Regions from separate parts of the Mus musculus genome. Here all the other regions are linked to region 2. A link is a loop called in an ENCODE intact Hi-C map of the cell type or tissue named here. Cell type or tissue: left cerebral cortex. All regions are shown on one strand. Links, peaks and the distances in the headings refer to the core of each region. The heading gives the core; the rest is flanking DNA. Region 1 has its middle 20 kb from the start of Inpp5f. Region 2 overlaps Inpp5f (inositol polyphosphate-5-phosphatase F). Region 3 holds the start of Tgfb1i1 (transforming growth factor beta 1 induced transcript 1). Region 4 has its middle 26 kb from the start of Bag3. Region 5 holds the start of Inpp5f (inositol polyphosphate-5-phosphatase F). Region 6 has its middle 6.7 kb from the start of Rusf1. Region 7 overlaps Tial1 (Tia1 cytotoxic granule-associated RNA binding protein-like 1).

Region 1 (4,371 bases), core at 264-4,263, 99 kb before region 2:
CACGCACATGCTGGGACTAGGTGTCTGGTACTCAACTCTTTTAAATGGGAAGGGAGTTTAGAAATAATACAAAATAATAACCACAGAATCAGAATTTTTGGATGAAATGGAGATATCTCAAACCTTAAGCTTTGGTATCCACAGGGCATATATACTCTGGGAGTCAAGACTCTGACGATACTCCTGACAGATGCATGTCAAAGTCCACTCTTCTTATTTCCCAATGATGCATTTTGAACTGACACATTTGAGTCATATATACACATCTATGTGCCTATGTGCATATATATACCCATTAATCACAAGGATGGGGGGCTGGTGAGATGGCTCAGTGGGTAAGAGCACCCGACTGCTCTTCCGAAGGTCAGGAGTTCAAATCCCAGCAACCACATGGTGGCTCACAACCATCCGTAACGAGATCTGGCGCCCTCTTCTGGAGTGTCTGAAGACAGCTTCAGTGTACTTACATATAATAAATAAATCTTAAAAAAAAAAAAAAAAAATCACAAGGATGGATGCTAGGTGGAATACAGTAGGCAGTGAATTGTGTCTAATGAGGCAGAATAGAGGGCCCTAGATAATATGACTCCTACTTGACATTCCAGTTTACTATAATCACCAAAATTTTAATTAATCAGTCTAGTAAGACCTTCAACATAGACAGGCTTTTCCTGGGGTATTTCTGTTCATAGTTAAAAATGTTAGGGATCTCTCAGAGGATGAGTCTCAAAGGAGAAATGTTATACATTATATATATTGAAGACAAGATCTAACTATGTAGGCCTGCCTGGTCTGGAGCTCTGAACAGACCAGGCTGACCTGGGGATTTACAGAGATCGACTTCCTCCTCTGCCCATTTCTATTTGTGTGTATGTATGTGTGTGTGCACGTGTGCCACCTGAGTGCAGGTGCCCTCTGAGGCCAGCAGAGGAGGTCAGATGCTCTGGAACTAGAGTTACAGGTGATTATGCGCTGCCTGACTTCAGCGCTAGGAGTCAAATTCAGGTCCTCTGAAAGAGCAGTGTTACCCTCTTAGCCTCTGAGCCATCTCTCCAGTCCTGCAAAAAGTCGATTTTAAGAAACTATAGGATGGCTCAGTGGTTAAAAACACTGGGTGCTCTTCCAGAGGACCCAGGTTCAATTACCAGCATCCATATGGCAGCTTGCAACTGTCTATAACTCCAGTTCCAGGGCTCTGACACCCCATGCAAGAAAAACACCAACGAACATAAACAAACAAACAAACAAACAATAAGAACAAAACAAACACAATGCTGGTGATGGCAGATGCCTTTAATGCCAGCACTCTGGAGGCAGATGCATGTGGGTCTGCAATTTCCTTCTACAGAGTGAGTTCTAGGTCAGCCAGAGCTACACAGAGAAACTCTTGTCTCGAATTCCCCCGAGCCCCCAACAAAAAGAAAACCATAAGATTAAATTTTTCTCCTTGAAAAATATGTTTATTGAGGACCCAGCATATTGCTGTGTTGGTAGAGTTCTTGTCTACCAAGCTCCCACACTTGAAGACGGGGGTTCAGGTATGCGGTGCACATCTATAATCCCAGCAACAGGAGGCATAAGCAGGAGGATCAGAAATATGAGGGCATCTTCAAGTTGGAGGCCAGCCTGAGCTACATCAGACCCTTGTCTTGGTTTAGAAAGAAAGAAAGAACTGTCAGCAGCCATAGAATTACATTTTAGTAACATTACAGTTTAGGTAGTTTTTCAAAGAATTTATTTCATTTATTCCCAATAAGGACCGTGCGTGTGTGTGTGTGTGTGTGTGTGTGTGTGTGTGTGTGTGTGTGTGTGCACTATAATTTATCCCCAATTTCTATAGGAGAAACTGACCTTGGAAAGACTGAACATTTGTCTGGGTGCATCTGGCTGGTTAACAGGAGAGAGAGAGAGAGAGAGAGAGAGAGAGAGAGAGAGAGAGGAGAGAGATGGGCTAGGACTCAGGTGGCAGCACTGACAGAGAGAACCAGAGTTGATAAGCACAGCTGCTTATCCAGGAGGCTGAGGAGGGCTGGGGGAGGATGGAGAGGAGGACTCAGCTAGCTGATGGGTTTACCTCAGCTGCCCCTCTCCCTTCCTCCCCCCACATCCAGCTCCAGGCCTCCACTCCTCCCCTGCAGGACGGAAAGTAATTTGCTCCAAAGAGAAAGGCTCAGCGGTAAACAAGGGTGGGTGAAGCTCTGGGGGATTGATTCTGAGCAGCAGCGTGTCCACCTCTGCAGACAGCTCCCAGCTCCTGCAAAGAAAAATAAACAAAACATCAAAAGACAGAAGAGAGCCAACAAAACCCCTGAAGTAGCTGTTCCTCTGTGAACTAAGCCCGAGCTCCAGTCAGAAAATCACAGGGGAGGGAAAGTCCAGACACTGGTCTGCAGTTGTTAATATAAACTCCCCAAATTGAATAGTTTACGGTTCACATTTTGTTAATACCTTTCTTGAGACCTCACCGATCCTTCCCTAGACATGTCTGGGCTGAAGACAAGAGTGGCTCGGTTAAGGGCCAAGCACCCCGCCCGGCCTTTCCCTCTCCCTGCAGAAAGAACTGATTTCCCACCCACTAAAGAGGTCAGGCCCTACCAGAAGAAGTAGCCCTCAGTGGCTTGGTTAGATTTTACAAGACAGCAGGAAAAGAAGCTAGAAGAGAAACCTTAGTGCCCCCCACTCCCCTGCAAGAAGAGGCCCATGTAAGTATTGTGTTACAAAAAGACAATGCTTAACAAGGGGGGAAAAATGAAATAAAAATTGAAAAATCATACACAGGACTTTATAGGATTGAAGAATTTTAAATTATATTCATTTTTAAAGAATTATTTTTAATTATGTATAATGGGCTCTGTGGAGGTAGATGCAGGCGGATCTCTATGGATTAGGTCGGCCTGCTCTACATAGTGAGTTCCAGGCCAGCCAAGACTACATAGTGAGAGCTTGTCTCAGAAAAAAAAAAAAATGAAAGAAAGAAAGGCCATGTTTTTCTATTCAGCTGCTCCCTGGTTTCCTCTCATAGTTAAAAATACCATCTTGGAAATTTGGCAAGTCACAGTTTGTTCTTGCCCTTCCCCCTCAGCACCCCACCCCCAAGTCTTTGATCATGGTCAGAGCCAAGCGAACACCCCCACACCAGCACGGAGTTATCCCACCCCAACTGCTTCAGCGCCCTCCTGCCCGAGCGCCCGCCCGCCGAGCGCCCAGCGCCCGCCCTCCCGTCAGACTCAATGAAGGATTGCTGTCAAATCACTGGGAAAAGAACGGAATAGAAATCGGAAAGCCGGGGCCTCGTAGCTCTTTGCTTCTAAGTGGTACTCTCACAAGATGTCCACGCACTATATATACAATGCTATTATTTTCTTAAAGCAGAAGAGACAACAGGTTCAAAATCAATCCGCCCAGCCGCTTTTCCAAGGATATGCAGACCCTCCTACCCAGAGTCATTCCTCCCCTGCTGCTTACTGAGGCACTGCAAAGTATTGTTGAAAAACAAAAACAAAAAAAAAAAAAACCAACCTCAACCACAACGATCCAGCAGAAGGCATTTGGACAGTTGTTATTGACTTGTGACGGTACAGGCCCTGACAGGCCATCAGTTATGTGAGAATTACAGTCAGTGGAGACATTAAAAACCGTGCAACTGCTGGAGCTGAGAAACCGGGGAACTCTGCTCCATCTATTCCATTTAAAAGCCAGGCGTACAGCTTAGAAGGGGCTGTAGCTCTCAAGCAGGATGAGGAATGAATACAAAGAGCTTGTCCTGGAATTTCTTGTCTGCAGAGGCAAAAGGTTCTAGAGCCTTAGGTGATAAACGTCTTTGTGTGTGTTGGGGGAATGGTATACACAAATGGACTTAACTAGGGAAGCTGTGTTTATTTAATCTTTGTTTTGTTTGGGGTTTTTGTTATTGTTTTTCAAGATAATAGGGTTTCTCTGTAGCCCCTGGCTATTCTGGAACTTCCTCTGAAGACTAGGCTGGCCTTGAATTCTATGATCCATCTGCCTCTGCCTTCCAAGTGCTGGGATTAAAAGCATTAATTAATTAAAAAAATTTAAAAAGCATTAATTAATTAAAAGCACCACTGCCTGGCTTACAAAAAAAAAAAAAGTTTGAACCCATAGCCTTGTATTTGCTAGGCAAAGTGCTCTACCACTGAGCTAAATTCCTAACCCCCAGTACAGCCAATATTATAGGTCCTTAAAATGGGGGCAGAGGCACTAGCTGATTTTCCTGGGTTTGATTCCTAGCACCACATGGTGACTGGACTGGCTAGTTTTATGCCAACTTGGCACAAGCTAGAGACATTAGAGGGGACAGAACGTCAGTTTAGAAAACTCCCTTTATAAGCTTGGGGTGTTGGCAAATTT
Region 2 (4,371 bases), core at 80-4,079:
GGAAGACAGCGCTTTTTATGCGACCATTGTCTCCGTGGTTGGGCTGCATGTAGTTTTGGCAATTTTTGTTTTTATAGTATGGAAGGAAGGTTTGCCACAGTGGCGGGAAAACAAAAATGATTAGGGCAGCAGCAAGGAGCTGCAATGCAGGGGGTGGGTGGGGTTATACATAAGGGTTTTTTTGTTGTTTTTTGTTTTTCTTGTCCGTACCAAATGTGCTTTTTCTTTTTTAAAAGGGTGGGGGTATGGACAGGGAGGGATTATTTACTGCACCTAAGACTGCAGTAAAAATGGGGTGGGAGGGGGAAAAAGGCCGACAACACTCGACCGCTTGTTTTGTGCCAAATGCTTTTAGATAAGGACATAATGTTTTTGACTGATGTAAATACTAACTCTAGAATAGGCAGGATGGAAGTGACACTGTAGGGTTTTTTGTTTTTTGGGTTTTTTTTTTTTTTTTTTGTTTTTTTTGTTTTTTGGTGTGTGTGTAAAAATTGTGTCGTGATGGAATTTTTGGCGTGGCTCGGCTCAAGCAGCAGTTTTCAGAATGCAGTAAGTATCATGCGTAAAACTCACTTCCATTTACCATATCATTCTGCTATGCTGCCAGGATCTCTGGATTTATGGTCTTCTCTTACTCAGATACTGGCTGGCAGAATGAGTCTATGTTTTATTAGGTACGTCTGTTCATTCATTGAGGTCTAGAGTGTAGGTGAAAACTGAGGAAATCATTTCAGATTAAAAACTGTTGAATTTGGGTTGCAACCAGGTGGTGCTGATGCGGAAAGCCGAGGTACAGGCTTTGGTAAAGCCGCAGTCCTCGGCAGTGCCGTCTGGCAGTGACCTCATTCCCAGGCACGCTTGTCAGTGGCTTAAGTTCCATCCATAATTGATATTTCCTATCTGGGTCTTTTTTTTGTTTGCTTTTGCTACTGCTTTTATAATAGTAAGAGCCAGCAGATGAGATGGGTTTGAGATCCTGTGGCAGAAAAATCTTATGGTGGAATCTAAAGATCAGCAATCAGAATCTGCAGTTTAACAGACTCGGCTGGAAAGGCTACCCATGCCAGATTAGAAATTACGTTAAAATTTTCATTTGAGTTTGGGTTATGCCTGCTTGTTGATTATTTGTATCTTTTAATCCTTGGCCATTTCCTTATTAGAAGCATCTCAAGATGTGCATTTTACTATAGTCTTGATAGTCTTGGTTTAAAATGGTTCAACAATTCACCTGAATTCCATTCTAAAATGTTTCAGTGGTGGTAGTGGTAGTGGGGTGTGTGTGTGTGTGTGTGTGTGTGTGTGTGTATGAGAAAGAGAGAGAGAGAGAATATGAATGAATGGGGGGGGGCAGGGAGGGAAGGATAATGCGACAAAATGGCCATAAGGCAGTGCTTACTCATTCCTTGAAAGCCAAGTGAAATCTATAGTGAGAAAAATGGAGTGTGGCTTGCCTTCATGTTCACAACAGTTTATCTAAGACTATTTCAGAATAGCTGTTTTCTAGTAGTGCAAAAATATACTCAGCGTCTAGTATGCTATTTTGAATACTGGCAAATGTGAGGTAACATATGATTTCTCCTTCTGCGTGTCACGTTTTTCTTTCTTCTTCCCAGTAGCCACCTCTTTCACCATTTTCCCCTCTTACATTATCCCTTTCCTTTGAGGACTGCGCCCCCTTCTGGTCATGTCTGGAACAGACCTCCCTTCCGCTCGGGCTCACATCGGCTCCCTCCTAATGGTGGGAGTGGGGAGAGGTGTTTAAGTTTTTTCCCCCCAAAATGGATGTAGATTGCTTCTGTATTAAATTTAACTTCAGAAGTACAATCATTTCATTTTCATTTGTTCCCCTGGGCAATCTTTTCTTGTAAGTAGGAATATGCTTGCAAAAATGTGGATAAAAATAATTGATCAGGAATCGTATCTGTACAGCCTCACTGACGCTGCGCACAGAGATGTGGAAGTGCTGCTGCTGCTGTCTAACGCTGCCTACTATGTGGCCTAGTAAGTCGCCATTGATTTAAAGCTTTTAGTTTGTTTTTTGTCTTCATGTATATATGAGATTTCATTGAGCCCTTTAAATAATCTTTCAAATTTTGAGTTATTTATCACTGTTTTAGCTTAGTATTACTTGGAATTCATCACAATCTGGGCATCACGCACTCTGTTTAATCACAGAGGCCATGTATCATGGCTTGTCTTACTGTATTTTCCCCATTGTTTGACACTGAATTCCCTGCAGCTTTTGCCATTGAATGATTCAGCTCTGCAGATGCACAGCTTGTATGTGCGCATGTGTGCACGTCAGTGTTGCCATGGTTACAAGCATATGATTATGCGACTTTCAGCGTCTCCTTGGTTACAAGCATATGATCAATTATGTGACTTTGGTGGTTTATTAGCGCCATCTCCAAAAAGGCAATTATCTGTGCCACTTCCAAAGCTGAGTGCTCGCTTGTTCCATGAGCTGTCCAGGATGCAGGCTTAATGCATTTCCTGAGTAAAATGTCCCCTTTACTTTTTCAGCTTGGTTTAAGCTGCCGTTTTCCTGTCATTCCATATGCCTTTGGCTCAGGTCATGACAGTTTTCTTCATTGATTTGGGATCTCAGACCCATCCGCTGTACATTCCTTAGCTAAAGCGTTCCAATGTATATTGCCTTCATTTTAGGCTTGTTTATATTTTGTTTATAAAACTGAAATTATTTCTTTGTAATTTTCTTTATATGTAAAATTCTCTATTAGTTGTTAAATTATGTTACACTCCTCCCACCCCGAGACAGGGTCTCTCTGTTATGTAGCCTTGGCTGGCCTAGAGCTCCTTCTATAGACCAAGCTGGTCTGGAATTCACAGGAGTCCACATGCCTCTGCCTCCTGAGTGCTGGGCTGTCCCTCTTATTTATTTAATATATACTTTTTATGTTTCACTTCATTCTGGAATGCATGCTGGAAAGATTTGACTTTAAGTGCATGTGGTAGCTCATAACATTCTACCTCAGCTTTGTAGCCAGAGCCAAACCCTTGCTTTTAACCTTTGTTGTGCTTGCCTTTCCCTAGTTATGATGACGAAGTTGATAAAGTAAACCAGTATCAACGACTGGGCCTAGAAGACCTGGAAAGAATAGAAATAGGTAAATGCTAGCACATTAACTAACCCACAAAAGAGGATGCTCTAAGCCATCTGTGATGGCAGACTTCCCTTTTCTTTAGAGACTAATAATGGGTATGGTTGCTTTCATCTTGTGCCTCTTGAGAACTCCAGTGATCAAAAAGTTTAAACAATTACAACCGAAGAAGTGTTCTTATGGCCTCAAAATCTTATGTTCATGATAAAACAGAGGGCATAAGACATGGCTGCCTTGTTATGGTCAGGACACACACATGCATGAAATGTCAAGATTCACACACTATGAAAACATTTTTATAAATGGCTGTAAGTTTATATCTTGATTAAATTATGAATAGAAATATGCTCACAGTCTGGTGATATATGTGTATTTGAAGTAAAGGCAGAGAGTGTTATGTGAAAAACAACTTGTAACACACTCATTTGTGTTAGGTCCTGAACCTACTCTTTTCGGCAAACCCAAGTTCTCGTGCATGCGGCTGCACTACAGGTGTAAAGAAGCAGGCGGTTACTTCCATACGCTAAGAGCTGTGCCACGTAGTCCTGAAGAAGATGGCAAAGGTAAGGAAGGGCAAACCATGGCACTTTCAGAGATAATCAAGTCCACTGCATGGGACATTGTAGAACTGATTTCTAGAAAGATTGCTCAGGAGTAGCTTGGATTCGAGATCTCTACTCCTATTTGAATGGCTGTGAAGTGTGTCACCTGCTCCCAGAGGCAGCACCTGCTCCCAGAGGCAGCAGTTCCGACCACTTTACCAGGTCCCTGTGAGTTCTAAGATGTTTATGTGCTGTTCATTAGCTCTTTTGATCTTGTCTGTTAAAAATCATCATCTAACATGCTCTATGAAAAGTCCAAAGATGGAGATGGTGGTGGCAGCGGCAGCTCGCCGTTTGCCCTTATACAGCAGGCTTGGCTTACTGCAAACCACTCAGGGGTAGATTTATCCAGGAAGTGACTCCTTCCCAAAGGCTGAAGAAACAGATATAACAGGGGTTGAAGAAAGTCATTCCAGACACAGCAACCTGGGAGAAAGTGGCTGCTCTCCAGGCTCCTGCATCCAGTTACCAGGGATTGCTTAATAGCTGCGCCTTATGCGCTTCAAGATGCCCTTACTTACCTCATCCCAACCTCTGCTCTGGAGTCTCGTTTGTTTTTATTGACAAAGAAGTCTGGAGAGACCGCAGCAAAGTTTATTATTAATTCACATCCCAAATATTTCCAAAAGGGTATAGCTGAGCCT
Region 3 (4,371 bases), core at 195-4,194, 440 kb before region 2:
CAGACCTGGGGTATGGTGGGTTTTCTCTAGGATGGAGTTTTGAGCCCCAGTGGAGGCCTGCTTTCTGTTTATAAGTCCTCATTGCTTAGACACAGCCACCCATCTAAATACATAACCTGGCCAGGGTTAAGAGGTTTGGGCTGGGTACTTGTGTGGAGCATGGCAGAACACTTCTGTCTTCTGACTGTCCTTTACCTGTCAGGCTGTGTCTGTTCCGAGCTCTTGAGCCAGTTTTTTCAAAAACCATTTATTAGTGTAGTAGGTATGTGCAGGCCGTGCTCCCTATGTGGAAGTCGGGACAACTTGAAGGGAACCATTCTCGGCTTCCATCATCTGGCCCTAGGGACCAAATTCAGGGCATCTGGCTTGGCAGAAAATACTTTACCTGCTGAGCCATCTTATCGGTCCAAGCCAGTTAAATGTCAACTGCTTAGTGGGAAACCTGCTATGTTCGTATGGTTTCTGAGGCCCATTCTTAGTCACTTTCAGAGAAAGCCCCTCTGCTGGCACACGGGTGAAGGAAGGGTTCCCTTGCCTGGGCTCTCAAGAGCCCTAGACTAAGCCTGCCAGGGCCTGGGCATTTCAGAAAGGTGAGGTAAGATGGTTCTTGCTGACCCTGAGCCTCTGGGGTTTCAAATCTCTGCCTAGGTTATGCATTAGGGTGTGCTGTGGTGGCACACACCTTTAATCCCAGCATGGAGGAGGCAGACCCAAGAGTACCTCTTTGGAGTTCTAGGACAGTTCCATAGTGAGATCCTAACTTTTGAAAAAAATGTACTTAGGCCTGGTCCCTTTCTGGTTGATTTAGGCTGGCATGGAGGGCTATGCTGGGCTTCAGTATTTTTACCAAATTTCCCAGGTTCTGACTTGCTCCAGAGTTGGGGCCCCACATTCTATGGCTTAGATCTGTCCTCCAGGATGCCTGCAAGACAGCAGCCATCTGTCCATACCCATCTCCAGGTGTTTCCAACTTGACTTCTTTAGGGGTCAGTTCACAGACAGCTTCATATCACTCTGTGGCTGGTCAGTGGCGTTTTCTTCTCTTTCACCAGTACCTTAGGAAAGGGTTATTTTGGAACGGGCTCTGGTCACCTCCTCCGTGTTAGGAATGGGTTTGTTATCCTGGGAGTTTACATGGGGTTAAGGTCTGAGGTTTGCTTTCCCTGTTCTGTGTATCTATTCCCAGGTCTGTCTTTCAGGGAAAGTCCTGCCTTAGAGTCTGGATCTCTGTTCTCTGTGAGACATTTCTTATTATGTATGCCTCCTGCCGTTAGGCTGGCAGTCAAAACCTGTAGTCTGCCAGATCCTTAGAATGTCACTCCTGCCTCTAACCAAATTCCGCAAGTCTTTTTAAAATGCCCAGGGTGCGAGCGGGGCCCTACTTTGAACTCTGCTGGCTTTGGGAGGTGCGGGCTTGGGGCCCTCCGTTTATGAGACTCCTTAGGCAGGAGCTATGGAAGAACCACTCTGACTTGGTTTCAGCTTTAGGGACTCGCTGCCGCTGAGGCAAAGGCTGGGGTGTGGCCTCCTCTAAACAGAGCCACAAAGCTGGATTGGGTGGGCCCTAGTGCTGTCTTTCTTCATGTCTCCATGCTCCCCCTTCATCGCTCCCCCCCCCCCCACTGTATCCCAGCGGGTCCCGGCTTCCATACATGGTCACGGCCCTGCTTCTAACTCCCTGACGTCCCCCCCCTCCCCGTCCTCCGCCCCCACCGGACACGGCCCCCGCCCTACTCTCCCCAAGCTGTCCGCCAGCGCACCGCCATGGAGGACCTGGGTGAGTGAGGAGATCCCCCTAGCCTCTCATCCTTCCCCGCATCTATCCCCTTCCCAACTCACACTTCTTCCCCATCTCAGCTTTCTCTCTCCATTTTCTCGCCTCAGCCTGCCTGTGCCTCCCTCCCAAATCCACATACCCTTTCCTGCCTCTCCCTTTCCTGCCTCGCTTGCGACAAGCCGCTCCCTCCGTTCTTCCCTGGCTCTCTCTGCTCACTCAATCCTGCTTGTGCAATGGACAAAGTGTTGAGGCACCCACGGGGGCCTGGATTCAGAGACTCTGGGTAGGAAGGGGTTAAGAGATCACTGAGTCCCGGGACTGGGAAAATAGACTAGAGAGGAGAGTGTGACCTGGAGTTTCGGAGATGAAAAGGACCTATATCAGGGTTTCAAGAAGAGTTGAGTGCTCCCAGGTAGAGCAGAGGTCAAGAAAGTCCTCAGGGCAAGAAAGAGAATAATAGAGAATGCCAGGGTTATAGAAAGAAGTCTAAGGCTTCTACCGTAGAGGCTCGGAGAAGAGTAAAGGGACGGGGCGTAGATAAAGCGCCCCAGGCATCTCGTCCCCTCTATTCGCCTAGGCTGAGACTAGAAGACTCTGCTCTTCGTGGCAGAATTTCTAGATCCAGCAGCAGAGGGCGCTCGTCAATAATAGTACATGGATAAGACGTACACCAAAAAGCCGCTCCCTGCCAGGGCCACTTAAAGGACAGGGCTAGACTTCAGTGTGGCCAAGTGGACCAAGCTGGGGAGAAGTAGTAAGTATGTCACAGCAAACATCTAATCAGGAAGTTGGGTGTCAAACATACAGCCGATTGAACAATTTGGGTACAGTAAGAGACAATCTGGGCTGCACCAGAAAAGATGGAGAGAATAAAAGATCATTAGTTGGTTTGTACTTGGCTCCCAGGGTAAGTCAAGGGAGAGGTCTGATCATAAATACCCCGCCACCCCATCCCTCCCCCTCCGCCCCTCCATCCCCACTCCCCCCGCGCTACTATTCTACTTTTTTGCCTTGGTCTGACCCTGTGAGTATGGTTTTGGCCGCTGCCTTTAACACCGGCTTTCTACCTTTTAAAACACGGACACTTGAAATCCTTTATACTCTAACCTCTTAAGACCTTGACATCCCCTCCTTCCCAAACTCTCACCCTGAGGGCCTCTCACCACAGATGCCCTGCTCTCTGACCTGGAGACCACCACTTCACACATGTCACGGTTAGGGGCTCCAAAAGAGCGCCCACCAGAGACACTCACACCTCCCCCACCCTATGGCCACCAGCCACAGGTGAGATGAGATTTTGGGTTCTGGGGGTAGCCATTAGGGCCTGGGTTGGTCTGGGCTAGGGGACATCAGAGTCTGAGTGAGGCAAGGAACATGACTGTCCTTCCACAAATACCTCTACTCTCTATAGACAGGGTCTGGAGAATCTTCAGGAACCACTGGGGACAAGGATCATCTATACAGGTGAGGGGCCTGGGAACTGGGCTAGGAAGATGGGGAAGCCAGTTTCAGTTCAGAGGAGGGGACTCGGATTCCCTACCCTAAACCCAGGTTCCCTCCTGCCCTTAGCACAGTATGCAAGCCTCGGTCCCCAAAGCCTGTGGCCCCTGTGGCTCCTCCATTCTCCTCTTCCAGTGGTGTGTTGGGCAATGGCCTCTGTGAGCTAGACCGTTTGCTTCAGGAACTTAATGCCACCCAGTTCAACATTACAGGTACCAGGGTTACCGAGACAGTCTTGGATGGCTTGGGGACAGGGCAAAGAAGGGCAGAGTCTAAGGGACTCAAACTGTCCGAGGAGCCATTAAAGGACGGGAAGCCTTCACTGGGAGGGTGGACTGATATGGGCTCCTTGCCAGTGTTGTTCTCTCATCTCTCCAGATGAAATCATGTCTCAGTTCCCATCTAGTAAAATGGCTGAAGGGGAAGAGAAGGAGGACCAATCTGAAGACAAGAGCTCACCCACTGTGTGAGTTTGGTAGAGTGGGCAGGGCTGGGAAGCGGATGATGGGTCCTGCATGCCTGACTTACCAGAGGGGTGTTAGGCTGGCAGGTTCTGAGGTGATTCACGGTGTCCTCCACAGCCCTCCCAGCCCATTCCCTGCCCCCTCAAAGCCTTCAGCCACCTCCGCCACTCAGGAACTGGATAGACTGATGGCCTCGCTCTCTGACTTCCGTGTTCAGAACCATGTGAGTCTGCAAGGATTTTGGTCCGTGTCACTTTGTGGCTCACCAATCCAGTCGTGATGCTTCCAGTCTGTGGCTTTGTTGACTCAGTGTCCTCTTTACTGCAGCTTCCAGCCTCAGGGCCACCTCAGCCTCCAGCAGCGAGCCCCACCCGTGAAGGATGCCCATCTCCACCAGGACAGACTAGCAAAGGCAGTCTGGACACCATGCTGGGCCTGCTGCAGTCTGACCTCAGCCGTCGTGGTGTCCCCACACAGGCCAAAGGCCTCTGTGGCTCCTGCAATAAACCTATAGCTGGGCAAGTAAGTTCAGTACCTTGAGCAGTGGCATATACTCACATATCCACCTTTAAGAATCAGACTGGCGTGGTGGTGCACACCATTAACCCCAGCACTCAGGAGGCAGAGGCA
Region 4 (4,371 bases), core at 100-4,099, 140 kb before region 2:
CAAGTGCTGTGTGGAGTCTGGGTCACTGGGAATTAGAAATGTGCCCTGAGAGTCTTGGGGGTTATTTAACACTTCTGAGTGGCCAAGCTGGATGGGACCAGGTTCCCCTCTGAATGGGTTCCTTAGAGCCTCTAGGGTTCAGGGTCATGTGTACTCAGAAGATACTGAGTATACGATTAATTCTGTGCCCGTGAATTTAAAGCTCCAGAGGGGCCATAAAGAATGGCTCAGTGTGTAAACGCACTTGCCACTAAGTCTGACAACCTGCGTTCTACCTGGGGACCCAAGTTAGAGAAGAAAACTGATGACTACATGGTCTCACTCCTACACACAGGCCGTGTGCACACACAATGTAATAGGTGGGCAGGGAAGGGCACGCCTTCCAGCACTCAGGAGTCAGAAGCAAGTGGAGCTTTGTGAGTTTTGGACCAACCTGATCTACCATAACAAGTTCCGGGACCGCTAAGGTTAGAGAGACCCTGTCTCAAAATACATTTGACTGTCCAAGAGACTCACAAAACATAACCTATTGCTATTGCCCTTTGTTGCCCCCAGAGGTGGAAGGTAGGTCCCTATTGCTAAATGCACCATGTATTTCAGACATGACCCCTAGGCTGGAGCTGACCGGAATGCCCCCTCCCAGAGGACTGGCTCTCATGGAAACAGAAGGCAAGCATCCAAAGGAGGGAGACAACCAACAGTCCTACCCAGCTGTGATGTTTATGAATCAACAATTAGCGTGGCACAACAACCCTAAGGGTGAGATAGTGGTACACATATCTAGATGGTAACCAACAGCTCTCTAGTTGAATTTAAGATCTACCTGTTCAACAAGAGAGAAGCCATTCCCAGCAATCTAGCCAACTACTCAATGCTAGCGAAGTTGTGGTTACTAGGGAATCTACAACAATTGTTTCATTAAACCAACATAAGCACTGACTGCATTCTAAATATTTGTCCTTTTACCCACAGACAAGTGTAGTCTTTGCCCTTTAGCAAGGGAACTTTGCAACTGAAGGAGACAGCTACAGAAGACCTCAACTCATCATAAGGCACAGTTAATGGAGCCCAGTCCCAGTGGCTACATCTACAAAACACTCCCACGCCTAAGGCTCAGGGTACATTGCAGAAGAGGGACAGGAAGATTGGGAGCTAGAGGGTCAGGAAGTTTTATGTGACATTGTGTCTCCTAGTAATGTCAGAAGCTATATCTGTAAATTCTCACCAACATGACTGCCTAGACATGAGCTGAACGCAGACAACACTAATAAACATGGCAAAGTGGCTAGGGAGAAGCCCACAAGGCTTAGAACCTACAACTAAGGAGTGCTGAGCAGGGGAGGGGAGAGCACACCAATTGGTTATCCATTAATATACAGACTAGTCAGGTTATATATAACAATGCGTATGTATATGCATATACATGTGTGCATGCAATAACAATGAAAAACAGGTTGTAAATTTGAAAGAGCTTGGAAAAGACCATAGACACCCTCTCCCTCCCTCCCTATGTGGAGTTGTGCTTCACGCACGCGCGCGCGCACACACACACCCTGCCCCGCCCCGCCAAATGAGGATGAAAAGGAAGAGGGGGACCTGAGACATCAGAACATGCAAGTGTGCTGACTGAAGAGCCCCAAGCTGAATTCCTCACAACCATCCTGAGGTTAATATTGGTGCCTGACGATGTCACACAAAAATACCCACTGCCATACTTGCCACTCTTAGCCTGCTGAAAAAGGCTGAAGTCATCCTGATGGGATTCTGCCAACATAATTCCTGAGTGAACTCACCCAGGGAGGACGAGCCAGCATGCTAGGGACTCTAGAAACTCAAATGTAAACAGAGAAAGAAGCCTGCTGAACGTCATCTCCCACCCAACTCCCAGGCCTGGAGATCAAAGCAGGGGCCTCATACGTTGCTCCTTCCACTGAGTGAGAGTCCTAGTTTGACCATGTTGTGAATGAACTAAAGACAGAGGAGGTCATTTCTGCTTTATTCACCTAGGCATTCAGGTCCCTCAAGTTTTAACTGATTTGGATTATTTTATTTTATTTTATTTTACTTTACCATGAATCATGGTGAGCTGATCTCTAACCCAGTTGCCACCTTTGGCCGATCCAAACCAAATACAATGTTCACATCAAGACAAGGGGTTTCTAGCCCTGGATCTTGCAGGAGACCAAGCATTCTGCCGGCTGCAAGGAAACAGAGCTGTCTTGGCCCTGTAGGAGTTAGGGGCATTAGCACTGCTGAGTATCTGGTATCAAGGGGACCTTGGCTAAGTTAACCTAAACCCCAGTGCCAGTTAGAGAGCATTGCAGTTAAGAGAACAAACTTGAATCACTCTGCCTTAGTCAGGGTTTCTATTCCTGCACAAAACATCACGACCAAGAAGCAAGTTGGGGAGGAAAGGGTTTATTTAGCTTATACTTCCACACGGCTGTTCATCACCAAAGGAAATCAGGACTGGAACTCAAGCAGGCCAGGAAGCAGGAGCTGATGCTGAGGCCATGGGGGGGATGTTACTTAATGGCTTGCTTCCCCTGGCTTGCTCAGCCTGCTCTCTTATAGAACTCAAGACTACCAGCCCAGGGATGGCACCACCCACAATGGGCCCTCCCCCCTTCATCACCAACTGAGAAAATGCCCCACAGCTGGAGCTCATGGAGGCACTTCCCCAACTGAAGCTCCTTTCTCTGTGATAACTCCAGCCTGTGTCAAGCTGACACACAAAACCAGCCAGTACACACTCCAAGCTAGAAATCACAGCTTTGGAGTCTGTGCAAAGCTTTGAGACAGTGACCAGTTACAGGGAGTCTTTCCCTCCCCAGGCTCCTCATTTACAAAATAGGGAAATGGTTAAATGAATCCAGACATGCAAAGAATGGCAAGTGGTGCCTGGCTGATGATAAGGTTAATTGTGGTTAACATTCTTATTCAATACATGGAACACATGCCAGCAAGACAGCAAGGAGCAGGCAGGATTTGTACAGATCCAGGTCATCACATCTCACAATTTGGTGCCAAGTGGGTTTGGTGGTGGATTAGTTTTCTCACTGCTGTGAAGGAAGGAATACCTGACATAAGCCACTTAAGGAAGGAAGGAAGGAAGGACCTATTAGCTAACACATTCAGCATACAGTCTTTCTTGGTGTAAAGGCATTGGTGGCAGGCTCTTGAGGTGGCTGATCAGGAAACAGAAAAAAAGAAAAGAAAAAGAAAAAAGAATGATAATGTTCAGCTCGATTCAGGGAGTGGTGCCACCCAATTTCAGAGTCTTCTTCAATGAAAAGAGTCTAGAAATTCTCACAGGCATCCTCAGAGGCTGGTTGCCATGGTGATTCTAATCCCATCAAGCAGACAAGATTAATCATCACAGTAATCAAGCAGCAAAGGACTTCCTAAGGGCTGCAGAATTTTGAAAATCTCTTAACCTCTTCCAAACTCAGAGCATTTGATTTGGTGTGTGTATGTGTGTATGTATGTGTTTTGCTTTTTGTTTTTTATTTTTTTCAATCTATAAAAGTGAAATCTTACAGGATTCTTTTCTATCTCCCAGTTGCAGCAAGCAACCCGGGCTGCAGATGGTCCCTGGTTTACTGTGGTCTGAGTCAGTGTAAGAACACAGGCTATACCGAGTAGAAGCTTCAAATATTGAATTTGGATCTTTTCCTGGCTTAGTGGTATGTGGTGCAAATTTGGTGTGTGGTGTTGGCAGCAATACAATGCTGGGCAGCTGCAGGAAGCCATAGCTCCGGATGGCCACTCCATCACAAGAAGAAAATGGCCAGCCCTGCAGCATTCTGTATTATTGTTAGGCAGAAATGTTCAGAAGGTTAGATGAAGTAAACACATTTTCTTTTTAAATATTTATCTGGGGGTTGGAGAGATGGCTCAGAGGTTAAGAGCACTGGCTAATCTTCCAGAAGATGAGTCTCATAATGATTCCCAGCACCTGCAAGCACAATGGCTCACAACTGCCTGTCACTTCAGTTCCAGGGAATTCAACGCAATCAATTCAGGGCACCAGGCACACAAATGTTCTACTCACATGAATGCAGGCAAACACCCATATAAGGAAAATAAAAATTTAAACAACAACCTTAGCTTTCCATACCCCATCTCACCACACACACACACACACACACACACACACACACAGACACACACACAGACACAGAGAGAGACACACAGAGACAGATAAGCAGAGAGACATCGACAGAGAGAGACAGAGAGAGCTGCATGATGTGGGTGTTCCTAACTACTGAGCCATTTCTTCAGCCCCTGCATTTTTTAGCTCATGACATAGCATGTGATGGGTGTTCTGGGATGTAACTGGTGCTAAGTTGAGTATCTTTAGTGATGATG
Region 5 (4,371 bases), core at 102-4,101, 80 kb before region 2:
TCGGGTTCAAGACCCTTGGAAAGGCCTGTATACTTATTTTGTGTACCATATTTCCTCTTTGTTCCTATTCTCTCTCCCCGCTTTACTTCTGATAGCTTGTCCTGAATTTCCTCTAGAATTTTCAGCCCTATCTTAATCACTTGATAACATGTGAAAAGGAACAAAAGGGCTCCTAACATTAGAAAAAATTCAAGGCCAAACATTTTCCACTTTACTTCTGATAGACTGTCTTGAATTTCGTTAGAAAGTTCAAGGCCAGGCTTACCTCGTGAAGCTGTACTCACTGGTACTCTCGTTCCCCAGCTGAAAAGTTCTGAATTCATACAGTTGAATCCTTCTTAACAGTCTGCTTTACGGGAACCTTTATCACCGTCGTTCCCCAGCTGATGAGTTCTGAATTCGGCAGTTGAATCCTTCTCAACAGTCTGTTTTATGGGAACCTTTATAAACGTGATCCGCAGTTCTGGTTCCGGAATGAGGGATCCTCCTTGCGCCAGTCCCGAGTTTTTTTCTCGTCCCGGAATTCGGCACCAATTGTTATTAGACGCGTTCTCACGACCGGCCAGGAAGAACACCACAGACCAGAATCTTCTGCGGCAAAGCTTTATTCTTACATCTTCAGGAACAGAGTGCAAGAAGCAAGAGAGCAAGAAGCAAGAGAGAGAGAAAAGCAAGAGAGCGAAAGAGCAAGAGAGAGAGAAAAGCAAGAGAGAGAGAAAAGCAAGAGAGAGAAGCAAGAGAGAGAAGCAAGAGAGCGAAGCAAGAGAGAGAGAGAAAACGAAACCCCGTCCCTCTTAAGGAGCATTCTCCTTCGCCTCGGACGTGTCACTCCCTGATTGGCTGCAGCCCATCGGCCGAGTTGACGTCACGGGGAAGGCAGAGCACAAGTAGTCATAAGATACCCTTGGCACATGCGCAGATTATTTGTTTACCACTTAGAACACAGCTGTCAGCGCCATCTTGTAACGGCGAATGTGGGCGCGGCTCCCAACACAGCAGCACCACCACCAGCAGCACCACCACCAGCAGCAGCAGCACCACCATTTACTTTATATTTATGAACCTGTGCACTACACCCATACAGGAACAGAGGTCAGAAGAGGTGTCTCATCACAGTTGGTTGTGAGCTGCCCTGGAGGTGCTGGGAACTGAACCGGAGGTCCTCTGCAAAAGTAGCAAAGTACTCTTGAGCCACCCAGCTCCGGTGGTTAGGCCTCTTTTTTTTTTTTTTTTTTTTAAAGATTGCTTTAAAGGAAGACAGGAACATACAGAATTGGGAGTCTAAGAGTGTAGTAAAGGTCACGAATTCAATCAGTAGAGACTAAAATTGTCCCAAGATCACACAGAACAAGACAGACCCAAAGTCTGGAGACTGGGAGATAGGTCTAGAACTGGAAGCTTTTTCTCCTAAATCTTTCTGGTTCAGATTGACACCTGGCCATTTTACCATCTCTGAGTGACGTCCCTTTTACTGACTTCCTGTAGGCCGGCTTCTCAGACTTTGCTGTACCTTCTCCTCACTAGCCCAGCTAACTCTAAGTGTGTATTCTGTGGAGACACATCTCCACTAATGTGCATTTACTAAATGATTATTGGTGTCCAGGTTCTAATAGGAAATGCCAAAACAGAGCGGCCTCTGCTCAGCCGAGTGCTAACTTGGGGTAGAACCCTGGAGACAACCATGGCTGTACTTCTGGGCTTGGTTTGGTCTTTGCTCAGACTAGGGGTAAATGTACTCCGAGGAGGAAGGAATGTCAGGTGGATTCGGGGACTTGACCAGACTTTTCTAGGAGCTAATGGAAGGAATGAAGGACTGGCTTGCACATCAGGGAAAGATCAAGAAATGGCTGCATAAAGGGCGTCGAGCCAGTATAACCAGACTTAGGCTCAGGGCCTGCCTGAGGTCGCAGCTGGTAAGGCCGGCGAGTGGGAGAGGCAGAGGAGTAGAGGCTATAGACAGAGAGGGAGGAACTGAAAGAGGTGCGGCGAGAGCTGAAAGGAGAAAGAGGATTGAGACACAGGCTGGGAGAGGGCTGAGCCAGAAACTCGTGGGCGGGACCAGGGCGGGGCCTAGGAGGGCTTTCGGAGAACTACAGAGGGAGGCGGAGTCGGAAGGTCGGAGGAGGAGCCTGAGCAAGGGCGGAGCCTAAGGGAGAGGGGAGGAACTATAGGAGGGAAAGTTGCACGCTGAGGGGAGGAACCTGGGAGGAGGCGGAGTCTAGAGGGAGCCAGGATGAACTGTAGGAGGTGGAGTCTCAGGATAGGGGGCGGAGCCTAGGTACAGGAGTTGTGGGGGGAGGGGGAAAAGGCCTCCCGGGCCTCGGCCGCCCAAGCGTGTTCTTGGCCCGCGGGTCAGGCCCCCGAGTGCTTCCCCACTCTGTTCTTCCGTGGGCTGGGTCCTCGGAGTCTCCTTGAGGCACGGACTCTGGTGGTCTCGGTGGAGGAGGACTCCAGCATCGCTCCAGGGCGGGCCGCTGCCGTGCCTGGGCCGGGGGACCGCCGCCTCCCGGAGCGCGTGGGGCCGGCATGGAGCTCTTTCAGGCTAAGGACCACTACATCCTGCAGCAGGGCGAGCGTGCCCTGTGGTGCAGCCGGCGCGACGGCGGCCTGCAGCTCCGACCGGGTGAGGCGCGCGGCGCGGGCTGGGTGGGGCGCGCGGGCCAGCTGGAGCGCGGGGGGCGCGGCCCGGCCCCTCCGGCCCCGGGATCGCGAGGCTGGGCGGGACGCTTGGGGATGTCAGCGCTAGTCCTGAGGGGAGCGGCCGCCGCTTCGGGGAGTCCTCCTGCCTCAGGGAGGCGGGGAAGGCCGGTCACCCCCTTTAGTGCACCTCTTCCAGTATCTGGGGCCTGGGGTGCGGGGATAGGGTCCCTTATGAACCCCTCGTAGGCCTCCACCTGCAGCGTCTTCTCACGGTCCAGCGTGGGAAGTTCTGGGTTCCAGTCCCATCAGTTCAGTGGAACCTAATGCGGGACACTCCTTCTTGACATCCTTGAGTTGTTCCCGGTCACTTATTAAAGAGTGACTTCAGGACGGTTACCTCACAGGACTTGATCGAAAACTAGTGTATGAATTGCCATTTTCAAGAAGAAGTCGTGTTGGATGTCTGTCACACACAGTTAGGAGAGGTCAAAGTCTCCAGCCATCAGTTTGCTTTAGAAAACTTTGTTTGCAGTTAGTTGGCTTAAATAGTAGCTCCTGTTCTCAGACAGCTGCGGTCAGTTATCGCTCGGAGGAGTTTGGGCAGCTTCTACTTAGTTCTCCAGTGCTTTTTTCCTTCATTGGTCAACACTTTTTTACTTTAGGAAAAGTGAGACTGGAACTCTTGAACGAGCCACGGCATTGGACGTTTTCCTGCGTTCTTTGAGTACATCCAGTAGAATAACTTCAAGGGAGCTTTTTAGGTCATCCTGTTACCTCTTATGGGATGGCTTCTGAGGACAGGTCCTTTCGTGTCTTAGTGCCAATCCCCACAGCAGCCTGAAAGAGTAGGGTCAGGATCTTCTTTCTCAGGTGAGGAGAGAAGTGTGAGATCCCAGAAAGTGGAGCGGTTTGGTGACACTTTTCATCAGTGTCCATTGTGTCCTTACGGAGACCTGCAAAGTTACTCTGCTAGAGCGGTGAAGAACAACTTTTTTTCTTCTTCAGAAATATGGCTCTGGTTGTATTTTCTTGCCGCTGTATTTTATTTCCTCTTTTCAGAATGGAGGCACTACGGTGGCCACAGTAAGACTTTTGGTGACCTTGGAATAGATGATGGGCCACTTTATTCTAATCTGACCACTTTTCCTAGCCTGTCACCCTGCAAGGTGTAAAGCAGGGGGGAATTTAGCTGTAAAAGTCCCGCGGGCCAAATTCCTGGCAGCTGGAATGCATAAATGGAGGGAGCTTGGAGTCCTTCTCAGCTCATCAGACAGGACTTTTCATCTCCGCAGGTCAGTTTTCTCAAGCAGAAAGTTTAGCCGGGCCCTTTCCTGGAGCTAGCCCTGAGGTTTGCTCTTTGTTTGTCCAAAGTTCGTATCAGAGAGCAAGTGTAAAACTTTTCACCATTATCAAAAGTTTGGTATAGCATCACAGTTCAGTGTATCTCATTTCGTAGATACGTATCCCATCACCCACAAACGTAGGTAGCGCCTAGAGGAAGGCAGAGGCCATCATAGTTCAGATTTAACAGGCCATTGGAAGCCTTAGAAAGTATCCTGTAGTTATTGACTAGTTTAACCTATCCAGTATTTAAGATCTCAAATACAGCTATTTTAGTAATATTTAATTGATCTGAATGCTGTTTAGGTCTTTTTTTTTTTTTAATCTATACAGAGTTATTTCAAATTCTCTTTATTGAACATTGTCTTCTCTTTGTGGTGAGTGTTGCTG
Region 6 (4,371 bases), core at 286-4,285, 390 kb before region 2:
CCTTCTTTTCTTCTTTCTTTCTATCTTTTTTTCATTTCTTTTTCTTTTTCAGGACAGAGTTTCCTCTGTCTAGCCTTGACTGCTCTTGAACTCACTAAGAAGACCTCTAATTCAGAGCTCTCCCAGCCTCGGCCTCGCAGATGCTGGGATTAAAGGCACGTGCCATCATTATCACGTGCCCCGTGAAATCATTATTTTCTTAACCAGCACATTTGCCAGAGTGTGTATTGTAAGCAGCAGAGACCTGAAGTGATTTTTGTCAGCTGGTTTTCCAACAATGAAGACATAATCCTTCCCAACCACCCCTGGGCATTGCAAAGGAAAGAGAGACAGAATCGCCTTCTGGGATGCGCAGAGCTCCTCACAGCTCGTCTGCATGGATGCGGTGTTGTTCCCACACCTCAGCCATCCTCCTCGAACAAACACAGTCAGGCAGAAGACACGCAGAACTAAAAAGTAAAGAGGAATAACACGTAAAATAACCACTCTAATGCACAAATATGAAAAGATTCAAATACTTAAAGGCTGTGAAATGGGTTTCAATCCACTGTAAGGGCTCTAAAAACAAAATACCAGAACAGGGAAAAGAAATACACCCAAAAAAAAGGAAGAAAAAATGTGATGTTTAGCAACTCAAGTCTCCACAAATGAAAAAAATAGTAAAAATTCATATTTGTACATTGCCCTTTCCTTGGTTTAAATACCACCCCAAGGTAATTTTCTATCTACAAAGTTACTGAACACAATCCTGTAAAGAGCCGTTCAGTAGCTCCCTGTGTATGTTTCCACCAGATGCTGCGGGATAATTGATAACTGATGTTTCCACTTCTCTTTCTCTAATAAAACAAATTTAATTATATTGTTACAGAAATAACATGCCTTCTCAATGAGAAATCCCTCCACACAGTTAGAAATAAAGGGAAACTCTTTACTTAAGCACCTGGTGCATTGGGGCTAATGCCCAGATAAGAGTCAACCCCCAAAAGAAGATTTCATTAGCTCATATACATCTTAGGTTTATGCATTCCACATATGCTGTTATCCTTAAATCTCTTTTGAGTCTGGCCCCAGGTTACACTCTCAACAATTTAAACAGAGACAGGAGACTGTAAGTCTGCCACTTAAGCAAATGGGAGGTTTTCACGGCAAAGATATTATATATTACCAGAATTATTTTAGGTACCAGTGTTCTTTTTTGATAGTTGTTAACCAGGTCCATCTTCCCCACCTGGCAGAACTATGCTCTTCTTGATAAGAACACAGGGGACTTAATGGCAGATGAGGACTATTGATGGTTGTGACCCCACGCTACCCCAGTGAACTGCCCATCTGGGCTATGGATCTTTGGGAATAGAACCTAATGGGTGGTCAATCCGGGGGAGTAAACACTGACATCCTAGGACCCTAGATTTCTCTTATCTCCATCAGGCTTGGACAACAGACTACTTACCCTTGGGTATTGTGGAGGCAGCGACCCTTTAGCTAAATTCCATTTGTGTGACTTAAGGTCTCCTAAGCAAATCTGTCAGTGTGTCCTTTGTAACATCTGTTTTATTGCTTTGAGTTTCTTCGAATCAAGCTTAGGTTCTAAAAGTTGGTTATGTGGGAAACCCAAGGGAGTAATACTGATTGCTACATTGTTCTCCTAAAGGCAGGTGAAGCAAACAGTTTGAGTACACACTAGCGGGGCAGTCTTAAGGGACTTCAGGTATATTATTAACTCTAGCTGTGAGGTCCTACAAAAGCGTAATTGATACTTCCAAGGTATTGCATCACCGCAGCTGAGGGGAACAGAAGCATCCACGCTGATTTCCAAACTCAGCCACGTTTTTGAAGAGACTCCACACCCACATGTATTTTGGCTTATTTGATTTTACCTCATAATTTAATTTGATTACATTTATTCTGGAAGCCAGCAAGCCAGATTGATTGTGCCACCATTGTTACCCTCAGCTTTGCAGAAACACAATCTCACCGCCTGGCCCAGGACTTCCCCCTGAGCGCTGCCATGGGAGCAGTGAGCCTCTCAAAAAGTATTTTAAATTATTTATTATTGTTGTTTATTACTAATAATCAAGATTGGCTCTCTAGCCTTTACTTTTTTTATGGTGAGCGGGAAGAAAGGGAGACAGGCCTGACAGGATCTCTCTGGCCCTCTTCCTAATGGAGCCAGGTTGAATGGATCTTTTCTTACTTCTCTCCTTCCACACCTCAGCCCCCTTCCTACTTCCTGCCCCACCCAACCCCTGCCTTCCCTGTTTCTTTCAGTTTAGCACATTTTTTAATGTATTGCTGTGCTATGCATTCATTTCTCTGAGAGAGGGGCTTTCTCTGTATTCCTGCTAGGCACTGGCCAGCACTCCCAAACCTAATTAGTAGTTGTTGCCTCCGATGAACACGAGGTGGCAAACACTCCCCTTAACTTGGGAAGGAAGGCGCTGGAGGAGCACAGCTAGCCCTGCCGGTTACGTCACTAAATCTCTTTCTTTCTTTTTTTTTTTTTTTTTTTTTTCTTCTTTTTTGGATTCCCTACATTTCATTTTCTTTACCTTGTATAATTTCTGTGATTTTTGTTTTCTACAAGCAAGCATGATCTACAGAGGGATACCCTGTCTCAAAAAAAAAAAAAAGATAATAATGGTAAAATTTAAACATTATCATAATAGATGATATTTAATAATGTCACTGACCTTGGAGGAAAGGGATGTTCCTCCATCATGTTCTCATACACATATGTATTATAGGAAAGGAACAATGACAGAGGGGAGAGAGAGAGAAAGAGAGAGAGAGAGAGAGAGAGAGAGAGAGAGAGAGAGAGAAGCTGTCATTATTTTTTAATAACACCTAGAAAATGGCTTAACTATATCATTTTGCCTTAACTGAACGAAGAATACAAGTAATATGCCCTTTTGGTATCTGTAAATGAAGACTGTCGTAATCGTTCTGTCCTTAGTGCTGGTGTCTAGACCTCCTCTGCATTGTTCGGATCTTCTCTGCTGCGAATAAGAAATTCCTAGTTTGTGTGTTCCAAGGAGTAGAGGATTGGCTACTATTTCATAGTAGATTGTGATCTAAAGATTCCATAAATGCATTTAATTTAACTTAGGTTTTATTTTTGAGACAGAGTCTCACCATGTAGAACACTGGCCTTGAAGTTACAAGATCCATCTGCCTCTGCCTCTGCCTCTGCCTCTGCCTCTGCCTCTGCCTCTGCCTCTGCCTCTGCCTCTGCCTCTGCCTCTGCCTCTGCCTCTGCCTCTGCCTCTGCCTCTGCCTCTGCCTCTGCCTCTGCCTCTGCCTCTGCCTCTGCCTCTGCCTCTGCCTCTTCCTCTGCCTCTGCCTCTGCCTCTGCCTCTGCCTCTGCCTCTGCCTCTGCCTCTCTGCCTCTCTGCCTCTCTGCCTCTCTGATTCACACTTTTGCATACACACATACATTTTAAGTTACAGAGAATCGAGTCTATTTGGGTAAGGTTGTATGCATTTGTTATGGAACGCAGCATCACTAATTACAGTGTGAGCCTGGTAAATCCTCTCGATTTCCTGTACTCTGAGAAATCTCACCTAAACAGGTTCCTTCAAGTTTCTAGATTCAGGAGTCTATCTCACTATCAACACCATGCTCCCGGTAAGCCTATCTTTCATTTTCTTCAGCACCTGGGGTGTGAAAGGTAGAGTGGGGTCTTTCAAGTAACTTCTTTTGAAACAGAGTCTCACTATGTAGACCATACTGACCTTAAACTCTTTCTAAGGTCCTGGAATTGTGACTGTGGGTGCTAGGGTCCAGTGCCATGCCAGTTACTGCCAATCCATTTTTCTTATTCAGAAACCGGGGCTACAGGCTTGAGCGGGTCAACCATAAGGTTTACCTCTTTCTGGGACTATGAAAGGCTGCTGGGGAGGCCCCTCCCATGCTGCCCTCCCTCATTTCCAATCTCTGTCCCCCCCTCCCACCCCCTGCCCCCAAGCCTCCAACTCCACCTCCAGAAAGTCCTGGAACTTTTTTTTTTTTTCCTTTTCTCTGAACACCCTCCATCCTGGACTGGCCTCAGAGTTCTGAGACTGTGGGTGCTAGGGTCCAGTTTGCCCACTGGCCTGGCCTCTCTCAGTGTGTCCTAGGGTCCTTTTTCTCCAAGTGCCCTCCATCACATACACACCTGCACCACACACACACACACACACACACACACACACACACACACCTGATCCCCCATTACCACCTACCCTGTTCTCTAACAAGAGGGTGCTAGAGGCTGGGGCATCCTAGCGAGACTGGGCCCTCTCTGGGAAGCCTTTTTCCCCACATTTTCCCAAGTACCCTCTGTTACAGGCAGGCCTAAAGGTGTGGTTTGAGAGGATGCTAAGGCCCAGCAT
Region 7 (4,371 bases), core at 229-4,228, 250 kb before region 2:
GGCGGCAAACATAAAGATCAGACGGACTGGCACCGAGGAAATGCTAGTAGAAAAGGATTCAAGCACAGACGATGGCAGGCAGAAACACACCAAGATAAATCTCAAGAAACTATGAAGAGACATTTCCTTGCATGCCAAAGAGTCTCTCTGCTGTTCTTGACGAACACAGGAAAGAAAAGGCAACAGTTCTTAGGCTTAAAGTGGACGGAGGGCACAAACTCAAATCTGCATTGTAAGACAGTCTGGACCTGTGTTAGCTTGATCATCTCATTTCCTAAAATGGTGCATTTCATTTGCACATGTCCTTTCTATCTTAAAACTATTTGCTGTGAAATGACTGTGACTGACTTACCAAAAAAAAATTTTTTTTTCTCATCCAAATTAAGACAAAAGATGTCAGTCACATGCTTACTATGGCAATGTAACTAGTCTGGATAGTTTTATTAACTCATAGGATATAAAAGAGAAAAGACTACAGCTAGAGTTAGCCATTAGTTATCTCAGTAAGCCACTTAATTTACTGGCAGAGGAAAAAAAGGGAAACTGAAATTTTAATTTAGTAAGCTTTTATCAATTTATCAACTTAAAAAGCCTTTAGGTTGTTCGAGTTTCACAAAATTTAATGAAAATCTTAACTCAAGGGCAAAATATAGCTTGTTTTCTTCTTATAAAATATAAAATAACTTTTCCAAAAATATCCCCCAAAGGTATGACAAAAAGACAAAAACAAAAACAAAAACAAAACAAAACACCCAAATCAAAAAACTCCAGGGGTCTATTTAGTCACTGACGAGTGTTAACACAGGGTAGTTGTGTTTAAAAACCAAAAAAAAAAAAAAAAAAACCCAACTAAAGTACATAAAGATTTTGGCTCAAAAAAGAACTTCAGACCCTGTACATTTTTATGCTGAATACATTTGGCTGTGTTCCTAAGTGAAGGAGGGAATAAACTCCAGAATCTTTGTGGTCACCAATATAAAAAAAACCACATTATCTTAATCTTTAGACTTCAACGGCTTCATGTGTCTTACCCATCTTACCTCAAGAAGGTTAGGTTAGGGTTTTTTGCTCTTGTGCATACACAGGCCAACAGGTTTAACACACTATCAAAACATTTGCACCTCCTAGTTGTCACAATTGAAACACATAGGATTTTATCTATTTCACATTCCCATTGTATAGAACTATGAGGCAGACTGTATCCACATAGACTGAAAGATGTCAGGGGAGCATGCCTGGAACTCCCGCATCTTCCTAAAGATTCAGTTAAAACTGCACACATACAACTCAGGCCTATTCACATCTGTCACCCACACACTCCCAAAGAAAAAACAAATTAGAAATAAAAAGTCACAACTTGTGTACGACTCAAATTGGTTATCAGATTATAACTGATACATCAGGTTGTCTAAGTAAGATGTTTTAGCAATCTTGTTAAGAAAATTCTTGGGCAAAATAGACTAATTTTTAAAAACATCCCAAGATTTCTTAAAAAAACAAAAAAAAACAAAAAAAAAACTTGTGCTATACAACTTATAGCAACCCTGAAATCACTTCACTGGGTTTTAATCAAGGTATTTATGTACCAAATAAAACAAAACAAAAGGAAATGAAAGAAAGGAAGAAAGGGGAAAAAAGCCCAAATCTAACTTCTACTTACAATTTAGAATATACTAATGCATCAAAGATTTGTATGAAATTAAATTAAGGCTTCTTCTGTGTAGTCATTTGTGTCCTTCTCCTTTTACATGGCCAACCGTGAAGACGTGGAGACATCAGTGTTAACACTGCTACTGAGCACTGCACTGGCAGCGAGCATGTTACTTGTCACCTCGAATAATTACATTGCTGCTACTTCTATGTTGAAGCATGCTTTTGAAACACTGTAGTTATTCAATATTTACAATGTTTATCATTTAAACTCCATGTAAAAGCACAAGTATGACCGTCTGACTTTAATATAAACACCATACTTGGAATTTTCCCCCAAATGAAATGTAATATACATTTTTGATAACCAACACTTTTAAAGTTTTAAAAATATGTCTTAATATGGACCACCAACAATCGTTCAAGAACCTTCTACGATGCTGGTCCTTATTCAGGCTGCACGCTTTCAGTCTGGCTTCATTTTCTTTAACATAAGAGAATAACATATTTCTTCCACAGCGACTCCCACATCATGGACTTCTTCTGAAATCACACTTTCTCCTGCTGCCTTCTATGTGGTCCGCCTCAGGGACGGGAGGGGAGTATCAGGATTCAGGACGAACTGATGTGATTCTCAGTTTTTCACGATACTCCCTTTTTTGCTCTTTTAAAAACACAGTGAGTTAAAATACTGAACAGCAAGATAAAAATGGAATAGTGTCTAAGGATCGAAGTGTATTACCCATTTCTCCTATTATATCAAAATTTATAGTCAGAATTGTCTTTATTGACTTTATTTTAGTTTTTTGTACACAAAGAAAAATCATGTTCATATCCATCATGAACAAAAACTTAAAAAGGCAGAACTAGAAGACATGTGTCCTTCACCAAGCAAAGCTGTGCTAAAGGTTCCAAACATTTCAATTTTTAAAATAAATATTTTCATTTTCCGATGTTTACTTTTCATGTCTTCAGAGTGTGACAGGAGACTGCAGCCTGTGGTGAATTACAATCGTGTTTCGAGTCCCAGCTCACTGTGTCGGGAAGCTTGCCATTCCATACCCAGCTTGGTTTGGAGGAGGTATTACAGGGGGAGGGGCTTGTCCTTGAGGAGGCTGAGCACCAAATCCACCCATCCAAGCAGCAGAAGGGGATTGACTTGTAAGAAAGGGGGAAAAAATCTTCAGCAAACACGAGAAAAAGATAATCTATACAGCTTTATAAACTCAGGCAGAGTCTAATCCCAGAACATAAAGATAAACCACAAATCTACAACAAACAGAACACACACACTACCATTATGTTTTAAAGCTGCCTCTCCTTTGCTTTTACTACACTGCTGTGCTTGGGGGTCAGCCCCAGGTATCTTTACACGATACGATGCCCTACAACCAGCGCATTTTGTTAAGATCATCACAACTTACCTCCAGTCTGCAGACTACCTGAAAGCTGATATTTAAAATAATAATAATAATAATGAGGGCTGGGCATGATGGCACATACTTTTAATCCCAGCACGTGGAAGGCAGAAGCAGGTGGATCTTTTTGAGTTTGAGGCTAAACCAGTTGATATAATTACAGGCCAACCAGGGTTTATACTGAGACCATCTCAAAAAGTAAACAGCCAGGACAGCCAGGGCTACACAGAGAGACCCTGTCTCAAAAATAAAAATATAATAATAGTAACAACAACAACAACAACAGAGCTGTAATCCTTGTAACTGGAAGGTTGGGACAGGACTGCTGCTATGAGTCTAAGTCTGAGGTCAGCCTGGGCTACAGTGAAAACATTGTCTTACAAAAATAAAAATAAACAACTTAGCAGGCAGTACTCTTGTTACAGCATTGACTTTTGCAGTATTCTCAATTAAACAGTGAAAATAAAGGTGTAGCTCAGCCTAGGAGAGAAAGTGAAGCAACATATCCACTCCACCATCACCACAGAAAGCAAACTGCTCTGTCATGTAACTTGCAAAGATGTCTTAGAAAGGTAAAATACAAAAACATCATGTTTCTGAGCATATTCTAGACAAAGATGTTTATATACACAAAATTAAATGAAAATGCAACTGTAGATGAGTCAAATTCTACCAAGAGGTCACATTGCATTCCCCATCTCTATAATTAAAAGCATTACAAACCATATTTCCTGAGATTTGTTACTGTAACATCTACAGCCCAAATGCCTTAATGTACAATCATTCCAATAGACTCTCCCCTAGGAGAACACAGAAGCTCATCTGTTAAGCGCATCTTTTGCCAGAAGCGCATCTGTTTCTACAATGGAAAAACCAAAACAACTCACTCTACTCCAAATCCTTGTTGGTTCCACGGCTGCCCATATACTCCATAGGGTGGTACTTGCCACCCATTTGCCATATACTGTCCATACTGTTGTGGGTTTCCATACACTTGGCTCCACTGGCCCCACTGACTGTAGTCAACCTAGGAAAAAGCAAATGACTGTTTTAGGGAACAAGAACAAACACCGTATTTGAAGAAAGAGTGGGAGACAAGGAAGAGAAAAACTAAGTAAGCACCCTTCTGTGAATAGGACTCTGTTATCTATCACTGTCTAAGTTTATTGGGGTGGTGACACCTGTAAAAAGAAAGTATTAAGATTCAGTTAATACCATAAAACAATTTTGAAATAGCATTTTACACAATCAACTGAAAGCAGCTATATGCTTTATTTTACTGTTTATTTTATAATTCCCAAAG

What was found. Peaks named below come from ENCODE experiments on the same cell type or tissue, not always from the same donor. Only the 100,000 strongest peaks of a DNase experiment are listed, where the experiment ranks them.
Region 1: it touches region 2 in a loop (2.6-fold over the local background); 7 of 42 quality-filtered maps call a loop at or near these places.
Region 3: it touches region 2 in a loop (5-fold over the local background); 18 of 42 quality-filtered maps call a loop at or near these places.
Region 4: a loop joins it to region 2, with 2.2 times the contacts of the local background. A loop is called at or near these places in 14 of 42 quality-filtered maps.
Region 5: a loop joins it to region 2, with 2.3 times the contacts of the local background. A loop is called at or near these places in 5 of 42 quality-filtered maps.
Region 6: a loop joins it to region 2, with 2.7 times the contacts of the local background. A loop is called at or near these places in 11 of 42 quality-filtered maps.
Region 7: a loop joins it to region 2, with 2.7 times the contacts of the local background. A loop is called at or near these places in 9 of 42 quality-filtered maps.

Annotation. Positions count from the first base shown.
Region 1 is chr7:128,589,406-128,593,776 of GRCm38, forward strand. No RefSeq gene overlaps it. Among named protein-coding and RNA genes, the nearest start is that of Inpp5f, 20 kb to the right of the region's middle. In left cerebral cortex, for the core only: CTCF peaks have their summits at 346, 547 and 2,165; DNase peaks (open chromatin) are centred at 2,139, 3,106 and 3,597; H3K27ac peaks cover 2,307 bases.
Region 2 is chr7:128,688,695-128,693,065 of GRCm38, forward strand. It overlaps Inpp5f (inositol polyphosphate-5-phosphatase F), which reads left to right. Exons shown (of 20, transcript NM_178641.5): 16 at 1,933-2,004; 17 at 3,058-3,131; 18 at 3,560-3,688. It also overlaps the pseudogene Gm16044. Among named protein-coding and RNA genes, the nearest start is that of Mcmbp, 50 kb to the right of the region's middle. In left cerebral cortex, for the core only: a CTCF peak has its summit at 1,701 (motif pointing left); DNase peaks (open chromatin) are centred at 777, 1,631, 2,308 and 2,853; H3K4me3 peaks cover 3,086 bases; H3K27ac peaks cover 2,498 bases.
Region 3 is chr7:128,245,232-128,249,602 of GRCm38, forward strand. Tgfb1i1 (transforming growth factor beta 1 induced transcript 1) reads left to right here and starts at 1,581. Exons shown (of 11, transcript NM_001289550.1): 1 at 1,581-1,777; 2 at 2,946-3,061; 3 at 3,189-3,241; 4 at 3,347-3,489; 5 at 3,656-3,743; 6 at 3,859-3,964; 7 at 4,069-4,263. The coding sequence starts at 1,765. In left cerebral cortex, for the core only: a CTCF peak has its summit at 2,396 (motif pointing right); DNase peaks (open chromatin) are centred at 1,489, 1,928 and 2,403; H3K4me3 peaks cover 2,036 bases; H3K27ac peaks cover 2,048 bases.
Region 4 is chr7:128,547,572-128,551,942 of GRCm38, forward strand. No RefSeq gene overlaps it. Among named protein-coding and RNA genes, the nearest start is that of Bag3, 26 kb to the left of the region's middle. In left cerebral cortex, for the core only: no CTCF peak of the experiment used is centred there; DNase peaks (open chromatin) are centred at 1,769, 3,357, 3,651 and 3,960; H3K27ac peaks cover 1,029 bases.
Region 5 is chr7:128,609,069-128,613,439 of GRCm38, forward strand. Inpp5f (inositol polyphosphate-5-phosphatase F) reads left to right here and starts at 2,297. Exons shown (of 20, transcript NM_178641.5): 1 at 2,297-2,623. The coding sequence starts at 2,527. In left cerebral cortex, for the core only: no CTCF peak of the experiment used is centred there; DNase peaks (open chromatin) are centred at 2,147 and 3,157; H3K4me3 peaks cover 2,098 bases; H3K27ac peaks cover 1,414 bases.
Region 6 is chr7:128,302,669-128,307,039 of GRCm38, forward strand. No RefSeq gene overlaps it. Among named protein-coding and RNA genes, the nearest start is that of Rusf1, 6.7 kb to the left of the region's middle. In left cerebral cortex, for the core only: a CTCF peak has its summit at 2,396; a DNase peak (open chromatin) is centred at 2,413.
Region 7 is chr7:128,439,852-128,444,222 of GRCm38, forward strand. It overlaps Tial1 (Tia1 cytotoxic granule-associated RNA binding protein-like 1), which reads right to left. Exons shown (of 12, transcript NM_001347640.1): 11 at 3,956-4,095; 12 at 1-2,808. The coding sequence ends at 2,682. Among named protein-coding and RNA genes, the nearest start is that of Gm32765, 12 kb to the left of the region's middle. In left cerebral cortex, for the core only: no CTCF peak of the experiment used is centred there; no DNase peak of the experiment used is centred there.